Linked DNA regions of Homo sapiens: region 1 is linked to region 2. Evidence: chromatin contacts called from ENCODE Hi-C or POLR2A ChIA-PET data. All regions are on one chromosome and are shown on one strand. Each heading gives the region's core, a stretch centred on a gene start or an enhancer-like site at or near the end of the contact. The rest is flanking DNA. Distances are from core to core; before and after follow the strand shown.

Region 1 (5,247 bases), core at 2,384-4,883, 1.7 Mb after region 2:
CACCCTGGTTTTCGGCCCTGCACGCATCTTTTCTCTGCACCTTGGCTGGTTGGAGCAGTTTCAGTAGACAGGTCCTGATTGACCCAACATTTCAGAGAACATGCACAGAGCATAGTCCTCCTTCTAAATCAGGGATTCTCAAATTTCAGTGAGCAGAACTCCCCTGGGTGCTTGTTTACACGTAGATTCCTGGGTCCCACCCCAGAGATCAGTTTCGTCTGTCCAAATTGGAGCCTGAAAATCTGTATTATTAACCTAGGCCCCAGTGGTTCTGATGCTGGAGGTCCAGAGTTGTGCAGTTGTAAGGTGACAGCCCAGACCACAGAGATACTTATCTGAACTCTTTCCCCAGTCCTGTCCAGGAGCCGTTGGGGAGGACATCTCTCCTCTGGGGACCCCATCAAAATGGCGACATCATGATCTCCCTGTCAGTTTCCCTAAAGTACAGTCACAGGCGACAACACTGGCCCAGCAGCTATTGTGCCAAGTCATCCGTGTGATGGTGCGGGGCCTCGGGAGAGAGGACCACCAGCCCCTTCCCCTGTCCCTCACCCGCTGTCTCCAGGGGCCCTTTCAGGGGTGAAACCCAGTCCCATCTCCCTCGCAGCTGCTAGTCTGTCCTCTTCCAAGAGGCCATCGGCGCCCGCCACGGTTCACCCTAAACAGGGGTTTCTGCTCCCCAGGTCCGCCTCGGAACCCCTGCAACCCTCATTGAGAACGCCAGTGTTTAACAGCGAGTCGTTTCCATAGCAACCGACAGGGTGTCACAGACACAGGATTATGACTTCACGGCGTGGGGATTCCGGAGAAGGGGGTGGGGCGGCGCCCCCCCTCGCTTCCCCGCCCCCCGGCAAGCCCCGCTCCTCACCCAAGCCGCGGGGGAGGAGCCCTCTTCTTTCCCGCCCGGCCCCGGCCCCCAGCAGGACCCCTCCCGCTCAGCTGCTACAGTGGGCACGAAGAGGGGCATGGCTTTCGGCCGCGCTCCCCAGCCTCGCGGGGGGCAGACGACGGCGGGCGGGGCGCGCAGAGTACACTCGACCCCCGGCGGCCGGGAGCGATCACGCGCACGCCGCGCGGGCCCGGGGGCGGGGGCGGGGCGCGCGGTCCCCGCCAGGGCCCAAGTCCCACCTTCGGGGGCGGTGCCTGGCCCGGGGAGTGTCAGGAAGAGGAAGAGCGCGGCCGGCGGCGCTGCGCTGAGAGCAGGGGCCCGGCCAAGGCGAGTGCCGCGCGGGCCACCATGGCCACGGACGAGCTGGCCACCAAGCTGAGCCGGCGGCTGCAGATGGAGGGCGAGGGCGGCGGCGAGACCCCGGAGCAGCCCGGGCTGAACGGGGCAGCGGCGGCGGCGGCGGGGGCACCCGACGAGGCGGCCGAGGCGCTGGGCAGCGCGGACTGCGAGCTGAGCGCCAAGCTGCTGCGGCGCGCAGACCTCAACCAGGGCATCGGCGAGCCCCAGTCGCCCAGCCGCCGCGTCTTCAACCCCTACACCGAGTTCAAGGAGTTCTCCAGGAAGCAGATCAAGGACATGGAGAAGATGTTCAAGCAGTAAGTGCCCGCGCGACCCGGCCCCCCGCCCGCCCCGCGACCCGGTCTCGGGCCCCGAACCCCCCGATCCCCGGATCCCGCTCCGCCCCGGGAGCCTGCCGTCAGCCAAGCTTCCCCGAACCCAGACGCACCGGGGTTGGGGACCCGGCGGCCCCTTCCAGATCGAGACCCGGCATCTCACCGCGCACGTTAGTCTGGGGGACCCCCGGCCCCTGGCACGCGGCGGAGACTCGTATTTGTGCTGCCTCCGGTACACCATAGACGCGTCCACAGAGTGGGGGACCCCAGGCTTCCTTCCAGATAATCGCCAGGCCCCGCGAGCCCCACCCCCACCACCACACGTGTGGGTCCCGGGCCCTCCGCGCTGTTAGTGGGGCTTCTCCACCACCCCACACCGCACACACCGAGGCTGAGGACCCAGCGGCCTTCCTTCCCCGATCCCAGCTACTCGCGTTCCCCACCCCCACCCCAACACACGCTGGCCAAAGATACCCACCCCAGTGCCCCTCGACACCACATGCCAACCACATTCCCTCCCTTAAGGTCTTTTCGTTTCCTCTGCGATCTCAGGTCTCCCTCAAGGTGGGTTCTGGGCAGGGATCCCCCCAACTTCCTCTCCAGTTACTTAGCGTCTACCAGCAAACTGGGGGCAAAGACTTGCCCTTTCCATCCCCACCCACTCATTAGCCAGGACCCAAATCCTTCACTCACAAGTGGTCTCCTTAGGAAGGGACCCCTCGGCCCCTGTTGCCCCTCTGGTGTAAACCTCACTCCAGTCGTCCCTGTGGGCCGAGTCCCCTCCGGGTTTGGAAGGCCTCCCTCCCGCTCCTGCCCGCCCCACCCCCGTGCACCCAGCAGCTTGCAGTCACCGCTCCCCTGCTTCTGTCGCAAGGCCCCCCATCTCTCCTCCCCACTCCGTATATCCCCTTCCCTCCCCACAGGGACCCCCCATGTCCCACACCCACCCTGGTCAAAAGGGGCCCCTTCCTATGTGACTTGCCCTGTTACCCCCACCCCTACCCTTTATTCCATCAGATCCACACTGTGTGCCCTCACCAGGGTGGATGGGCACCCCCAGGCGTGTGGGCTCATCCCCCTGTCCCCCCACAAAAACAATCTTAATGTCTCTGTGGAGGGGCTAGGGAGAGAGGGCCCAGCTCCCTCCGGCCCATCCCTGGGTCCCACTCTGTTGGGTCTAAGATGCACAGCCACTCTCTCCCAGCCATGTGTGTGCCCAGGGGATGGGGAAGGTGCCAGTGCCCCTCCCTTTGGTAGCTTTCCCCACCTCCTGTTCCCTGTCCCCCTGCCCCTGGCTCCTGGAGAGGGAACAGCCTCGTTCCACGATCTGGGTGCTGGTCTGGAGTGGTTCTGGAAGGGGATAGAACTGGCCTGAGGCTGAGTCTTGGGGGTGAGCCAGGAGGTCTAGCCCCACCTGGCACAGGCAGCCCAGGGCTGAGGGAGGGATGCGGCAAGGCCGGCTCCCGCTTGGCTGGGCAGGAGGTGGGGGCAGACCAGGGGTGTCAGCCTCAGCCACATGCAGCTGTCAGTGCCCCAACATCAAGCCGGAAGCCCAGGAAGGGGCGTTTTGCAACTGCACTGTTTGAGAAAGGCTCTGACCCTACTCACCACAGCTTGCAGCAGCTTCTGCATTTGGCCCCAAGGCAGGGGGAAGGATTTCTGGTTCCCAGTTGCGGGTGGCTGAGGAGTCCCATACTTTCCCAAGGTCCTTCTGGGGGAAAATCAAGTCCTTGACCCCCGGCCCCTCTGAACCTCTTTGAGAAAGTCCCAGGGCCCAGAACCTCTTCAAGAAAGTCCCAGGGCGCCCACGTCCTTGGCTCCACGGTGTTTGGTTGGAGTTCTTCTAAAGTTTCTTCCCAGCAGAAGACTGGCGAGATTGGGAGAGCAGGATTTCCAGGATTCCTGGAAGAGTAACGTGAATGCTCCTGGGTGGGCAGACGCAGGGGTGGGTATGGATCACTGTCTGTCACTGCCCCCATCGGGCAGTGCAGAGCTGATTCAGACACCACGGAGATCCCTGTGCTGATAGTGCTGAGGCGCTCACCAGGTCCCTCAAACAGCCCTGTGACACAGAGCTCTTCGTCACCTTTGTGCAGACAAAGGGTGTTAAATAACTCGCCAAGACCACACAGCTAGAAAATGATAGAGCCAGGACTGAAACCCAGGTCTGTGACTCCAAATCCCGGGCTCTTCCCCTTCCGGGTTTCCCATCACAGACATCTACTTTCATGTTGGAAAACCTTCTCCAACACCCGCTTCCGTGTTCGTGGCGGATTGTCCATTCATGTCCCCAACCCCAGCCCCCGTCTCTCCTTTCCCCCAGAGCCTGCCTTCTCCTGGGCTTCCACAGCTTCCCTGCCACTGGCCACCAAAACAAAGATGGAGCTGTTCTGGGAGAACCCAGACACTTCAAATGAGCGGGACTTGGGAGGCTGCAGTGTGGTTGGAAGTGGCATGCAGCTGAGGGAACAGTCTGGAAGCTTCATTTGCGCAGCAAACTCACTTTTTTTTACATAGGCTGTTTCTGGTCTAGTTTGATGAGAGGTACTCTGAGGGCGACTGAGGGGAGCTGGACCCCTCCAAGCTACCCCTTGGCACCTGCACTTCTTGCCAGGGTTCTAGGAGGGCTGATGGGGCAGGCAGGGGCCAGGAAGCTGGACCTCTAGGGAAGCAAGTGCTGCCTGCCAGGGCCCGGGTGAGGGTGGAAAGCTGCAGATTGTGTATTCAAGGAAACAACGCTTCACTGTGCCAACCGAGCCCAACCCCGCCGCCAACAGACGGGCTCTCGTGGAAGACAAACCCCCGTTCTGCTTCCGCTGTCCGAGTGGGGCTGCAGCCTCCTGGGTCCAAGCAGGGTCCTAGGATCAAAGCCAGGGCATCAGAGCCAGGGCTCTGGGGAGAGCAGAGGGCAGAGAGGAGGGGAGCCTGCCCTCCTGGGAAGCCAGTCACTAGAGCAGGAGGCAGGAGACCATGAGGTCAGCAGGAGAATGGGAGCCAGCCTTTCCTTGGGGGCCAGGAGCGAGGAACCTGGGCTTCCATCCTAGTCTGCTTGTCCTCCCTGGGCCTCAGTCTACCCACCTGTAAAAGGGGCAGGCTATCCCTCATGACCCCCAAAGGTCCTTCAGCCCTGACCTGCGTATGTCTGAGGGGTCCTGAGCCCTTCTGGATATTGGAACTGCCTTCCAGGGCCTTCTGGTCCACCCCTCCGTGTTGATTCAGCAGGTACTTCCTGAGGCTGGAGATCGAGGGGGAAGAGAGGGGATGGGGGAAGATAGACAGACTGTCAGCCATCACTGGTCTCACACCTAGAGTCATTCAGGTTCCTCCTGAGAGAGACCTGAAGGGTTGACTCCAACCCCTCTCCCCATTTGACAGAAGAGGGAACCAAGACCCAGAAAGATGTGGCGGTGACTTGCTCGGGGTTACGGAGAGGTTCTCAGTGAGGCTGAAACCTTGTATGATGAGGAGAGTGGTCCCGGTGTCTCAGGGTGGGGCTCCGAGGACATGACACACTTAGAGTTCTGGGCCAGTGCCAGGCACAAGGAGGCTCTGCGTCTCCCTGGCCCTCGCAGCCAGGACTCTCCATCCCCGTCTCCGTGCGGCCTCAGGCTACGTCCAGCATCTCTGATCCCCCAGCTGCTCCCTCCCTCTCTTTGCTCCTCCAGGGCTGGCTCTGGAACCCTC
Region 2 (5,346 bases), core at 1,711-4,210:
TTCCTGATAGATGACCCAGCTCTTTCATTTATTTCTATCCCTCCTTTTTAAAAAAAGCTTTAAGTTAGCTTACAAAGAGCCATGTACTCATTCAAGTATTTAAGTGACAACAAACATTTGAAATCTACTGCTAAGCTGGGGGAACACAACACTGAATAAGATAGACACCATCTGTCTTCACTGCAGTCTCACAGAGGAGGCACACAGTAAACACACAGCTATACAAATAAGCATTTAAAATTGTGGTAAGAGCTGTGAAGGAGAACCAAGGAAGAAAAGAGGGTGGTTCTATTTCAGAAGTCCAGCCCATGAATCTACCTTCTACTTCTCAAATCATTGATTTTCTAGAAATGTTCTAGGCAGTTTGCAGCCATAGCCACGGCCATGGAGAGTCCAGCGGGGCTGTGGGGAAGAAGGGAGGGAGGGCCCTGGGGCTGCCCAGCGTCTGGGTTGTGCTGCTGTGAACTGAGGTGCTCTGTTGTAGTTTGGTCTTTTTGTAATGTGAAGGATACGACAATAACAGAAAAAGCTTTCCTCTGCTGGGTGTATGAGTCCAAAAGGAAAAACCAATGGGTCTAGTGGGACAAGATGTGGAATAAAGGAGTAATTTAAAAGAAAAAAAAGACAAAAAATAATGGGTTGACTTAAAACAGATAAACAAATACATAGGATTTTTTGGTATTTCTTTTTCCCATGGCTTCTCTGCTGAGGTCCTTCATGTTCTCGGGCGCTTCAGAAATTTTAATACATGTGATCTCTAACTTGTACTCAAGTTACACATTTCTTGTGGGAGTGACCATTCCTGCCTTAAGCACCATCTCCTGCTGACATTTCCATGGAAATCTGGAAGTTTTAGGTCAGAGGTTCTTAGATGATATTCCAGCAGAATCTTAAGTGAAAACTCCTTGATGATTAGGACTGACTATAGGCACTCGAATCAGACAGATATTCAGATCCAGGCTTTGAGCCCTTTAAGCAATGTCTCTAAGCTCTAATTCCCTGCTCTGTGTGGAGAGGGGGAGACACTGATAATACCTGTCTCTTGGACTATTTGGAGTACATTCTACCCAGCATGTAAGACAGCACAGTGCCTTGAGCGAGGAAGTTCTCAGTAAATACGAAGTTGTCATTAGAATTACTGTGAAAGTGCCTGGAAGTATCCGTTTAGGTTAGCAGACATGGTGACTTTTCAAAGCGGCTGTGCTCCTGGGGAGGATAAATGGTGCTGAGTGTTTGCCTAGGGTCCCAGCTGAGACGGAAGAAGAAAATCCCCTTTTACTTTACTAAATGGCCAGTGCTGATAGGACATCACTCTGGCTAATATTTGTTAATGTCACTTACTTTATCAGTGTTATGAAATAATCATTATGTAGCTTAGGATGCCAATGCCAACTACCAGTGTAATACCTTTTCCCTCTTTGGAAATAAATTGTTCACATTTCCAAAAATCCAGCTTATAGATTAAGAATTTAAAAATGGGGACACTATATTTAGAAGTGAAAAATGTCTATGGTTAATTTATTCACACTTTAGCTAATTAAAAATACCATAAGACCATTTTCTGGGGCTAATTGGCTATCTTATGTTTTGGAAAATGTTTCAGGGATATTGTTGGGACAAAGGTGTAAATCAAGCAGGAACAAAGCATTTGTGTGTCTGAAATGGAGGCTCAGTTGGCTCGGCTCTGCACGAGAGACAAACCTGTCTCTAGATGCCCTCTCTTGGGCTCTCGAGCTTGAAGCAGGCCAGAGAGTAGATGACCATGTTTATAATGACTGTGAGATTTATTTCTCTTGAAGTAGACTGTTGATAATTAATAAGCCAAAAATTGAAATGCTGAGAGTATGCCAGTTTGGATGATATTCTTTTCTTGGTACATATATTCTTGAAGACGACAAGAGCTTCCTGGTTGTGGGAAAAATTAATCTTTTTTGTTTGGGGTTTACTTTTGCCTGTGTTGGTTCATTTAAAAGTCCTGGAGAAGTGTTTCCCTGTGCAGTGAAATGAAACACACTCAGACTACAAAGCCTATCATTCTTAGCAGTGCCGTGATGTGCACATCAGCTCCGTAGGATATATGGTGTACTGGTTACTAGACCCTTGGTGTTCCTTTGATTTGAAAGTTAATGAGAAAATAACAGTCATATTCTCCCAGTTGGCTCAAATCTCTCCCTTCCTTACATACATATCTAATAGTAATCTTTTCTTAAGATTATGATGAATTCCAGCCTAAACTTTGATAAATAATTTAAAAAAATTCTCTGTTTCTTAGCAACTCTGTGATATCCTGGTGACTTTGCTGTTTAGTGACTTGGTAAACAGTGGTAAATTACTGTTTCCTGGAAAGGTGGCACTTGCAGTAAGGGACCACAATAAGTTGTCGTGTTTTGGGGTGGAATATTCAAGCCCCATCCAGTTAGGGGTTGTTGCTGGAGGGCAACATGGATGGGGCAGGGTTGGAGGGCCCCAGTAGCCTTTGTGGTGTGTGCTGAAAGCATTCATTGAAGTGGGCAGTGTTGGTTTTTATTTTTTAAATGTGCTAAGGTACTGATGGTAGCCTTTGATTTAGAAGTAAGCTTATGCTATATTTTGCTGCCAGATTCTATTTGTGTTTAAAGCAGTATGGTGGCAGAGATTATCATATTTTGGAAATGGCCACAGGTGGCTGGAACAAAATAGAGTAACACAGACATGCTTGAAGGTTGCAGTGGTTTCCTTTGGACAGTTACAAACAAGCATCAAAGCAGCTCCTCAAATGCTTGACATCATCGTTTTGGTCTGTCTTGCCAGCTTCAGGTTTCGGTTACATTTTTGCATACTTGCTTATTGAACCAGAAAAAAAAAAAAACCCATGATTTGAGTTTTCTTTCTTTTGCTGTGATCCTTCCATTTCTTGACTTGCAGAACACTACTGAGCCTGTGGCGGCCACCGAGACCCTGGCTGAGGTACCCGAACATGTGCTGCGAGGACTTCCGGAGGAAGTGAGGCTTTTCCCTTCTGCTGTTGACAAGACCCGGATTGGTGAGTGCTCCTCCTGTCACGGAGCAAGTCAGGCAGTAAAGAGCAGGTGGCAGTGAGGCTTCCTGCAGGGGCATGTCAGGTAGGGAGCGCACCATAAAAGCAGCAATTTACCCTTGACTTAGAAGATTATATGGTGTTGATGCATTTTCTAGTCAAGAATCCAGGTTGGACATGGGTTGTAAAAATAAAACCAGGAACACACAAACAGACACACACACAAACACACACACACACACGTAGGTCCCATCCCTCTTGCCTGAGTGTCCTCCTCCTCTGAGTCTCCCTGCTGAGCCTCACCCCACAGAACGTGTTGTTCCCTTCTCTCTGATTTCACCATGAGGAGCATGATTGTACCATTATATTCACTTCATTGTTTTGTAATATTTTTACACTTGGCTCTGTTATTGCTTGTGAGTGCCTTTATTTCTTATGTATCTTTGTGCCTCCAGTACCAGATACTTTGTGGACCCTCAGTAGATACTTGAATGAATGACATGCTGTGAGTGTATCTAAATTCTTCTGGCTGGGATTTCTCCTTGAACACAAACCAGGCGCGTGTGTGTTTGGTTTTTATGTGGCCTAATCTTTAGACAGAAGCTAAGGAAGTAAATTGTAAAACTTTAGTCAAAATACAGTCTTGGAATATATCATATTTATATCCCTGTTTCTTTTTTTTAGATGTACTTCCGATATCCCAATTTATATGTACATATGTATGAAAAAATTTTAATACATGCTTTTAAAAATTCTCATTGGAAACTTATTCATTGAGCAGTTTGAACATATTGTTCAAATGAAAGTGGTTGATTTTATAGCTCAACTGATTGTTGACTTACATAGCGGACTTACAGAGAAGTGGAATTTGTACATCCTAGCAGGATAGGACTGGCCCAGCCTTTACCCCCCATTCTGTATATGAGGAAACTGAAGCCAAAAGGTGAGGGAACCGATCTAAAGTGATGCTGTTGACTGCTGGGCCAGACTCCTGCCATTTTACTGTCTGCTTGCTCATTATATCGCTTTCCGTTATGGTCAGTGCATAGTAAATAGAAACAACCCTAAGAATACTGTGGATGAACAGCTATTTTGGCTGTTAGAAACTCTGAAAAGTGAGCCGTTCCAGTAGCTAAGTTTTCAGGAAGCTTAGTTAGGCAGGAAAGGGTTTTCTACTTTAAAGCAAATGAACTTCAAAACTATTTATTCATAAAACTATATTTCTAACCCTTTATAAGAACAAGTCATGTTCATTAGAGACAATTTGAACTTTATAAACAAGCAGACAGAGGAGTTCAAAAATCAGTTGTAGTTTCACTCCATTCCAATATTTTTTCTCTTCAGTTGTTGTGACTGTGTTATTCAAGTATTTGTGATCCTACTGTACGGGTAGTGTTACATGTAAAACATTTTAAAAGTATATAAAACATTTTTTTCTAATCGTAAAACAATATAGGTTCTTTATAGAACAGAAGAGTATAAAGAAGAAAAATAAAAATCCCCATTGAGGACTTGACTTAATTTAACTTGATCTCAGGCTATTTTAACATTAGCTTGATTTAGGCAGTCTAGCCTTTTAACTGTTTTGTGAAACTTAAGCGATTTTAATGGTTTCAATCTTTAAAATAACCATGATACATTATAAAAATACTGATTTTATTTTCTAGGTGTCTGGGCCACTAAACCAATTTTAAAAGGCAAAAAATTTGGGCCATTTGTTGGTGATAAGAAAAAAAGATCTCAGGTTAAGAATAATGTATACATGTGGGAGGTAAGAAGTAATTCTGATTCTTTGTTTTTCAGAGTTTTATGAAATAATTATTCTGTTCTCTCAGAATTTGACATTTTGAATTTAAAACAATCATTTTAATGTGTTCTTTAAAGTCAAGAATATTTTTATTAAAGAGAAAATGTGTTTCCCTGGATACAGACTGCTATTTATATATGCTTTTGTATTTTGAAACTGCTTGGCTGTCCTCAACAATAAATGTCAAATCCATGTTTTACATTGCCGTGTCCAGGGTGTTTTGCTTTGCAACTAAGACCGTGACTTCCTGTTTGATGGTTTGTCACTTCACAGGCCGCCACATAAACCCCATAAAAGACACTCTATGGTGGCTGCAAAGAAAGCACTGTTAGGTTCTTCTCTATATTTTAGAAAGTAATTTCTATGTTGCTAGGATATTCAGTTGGATATATTTAGCATATGGCACATATATAGAGCTTGTAATTTTTCAGGAGTTTTTCATCTATTAATTTCATGTTTTCCCAGCAATTCTGGAAGACAGCAGGGCATCTGCACACTCCTTTGAGAGGAGAAGCAGTCAGGA

Evidence for each region. Hi-C counts contacts between places; a loop is a spot of excess contacts on that map. ChIA-PET counts read pairs that join two places held with the same protein, here RNA polymerase II (POLR2A). Pooled maps may share reads with other maps.
Region 1: a pooled map shows a loop between it and region 2 (4-fold over the local background). The contact joins the promoter of EFHD2-AS1 here to the enhancer-like site in region 2. A Hi-C loop is called at or near these places in 1 of 37 single-sample maps with no recorded cell type and 8 of 50 pooled maps. POLR2A ChIA-PET finds 5 or more read pairs at or near these places in 1 of 52 experiments (GM10248).

Annotation. Positions count from the first base shown.
Region 1 is chr1:15,408,735-15,413,981 of GRCh38, forward strand. EFHD2-AS1 (EFHD2 antisense RNA 1) reads right to left here and starts at 3,634. Exons shown (of 4, transcript NR_183705.1): 1 at 3,172-3,634. It overlaps EFHD2 (EF-hand domain family member D2), which reads left to right and starts at 1,154. Exons shown (of 4, transcript NM_024329.6): 1 at 1,154-1,545. The coding sequence starts at 1,238. RefSeq lists silencers at 802-1,401, 3,016-3,065 and an enhancer at 914-1,776.
Region 2 is chr1:13,728,096-13,733,441 of GRCh38, forward strand. It overlaps PRDM2 (PR/SET domain 2), which reads left to right. Exons shown (of 10, transcript NM_001393986.1): 3 at 2,905-3,022; 4 at 4,684-4,787. Among named protein-coding and RNA genes, the nearest start is that of PRDM2, 31 kb to the left of the region's middle. RefSeq lists enhancers at 2,676-2,985, 3,046-3,105, 3,326-3,415. Within about 2 kb of position 2,961, at least 17 of the 41 ENCODE cell types and tissues checked have a DNase peak (open chromatin) inside an H3K27ac peak, as active enhancers do.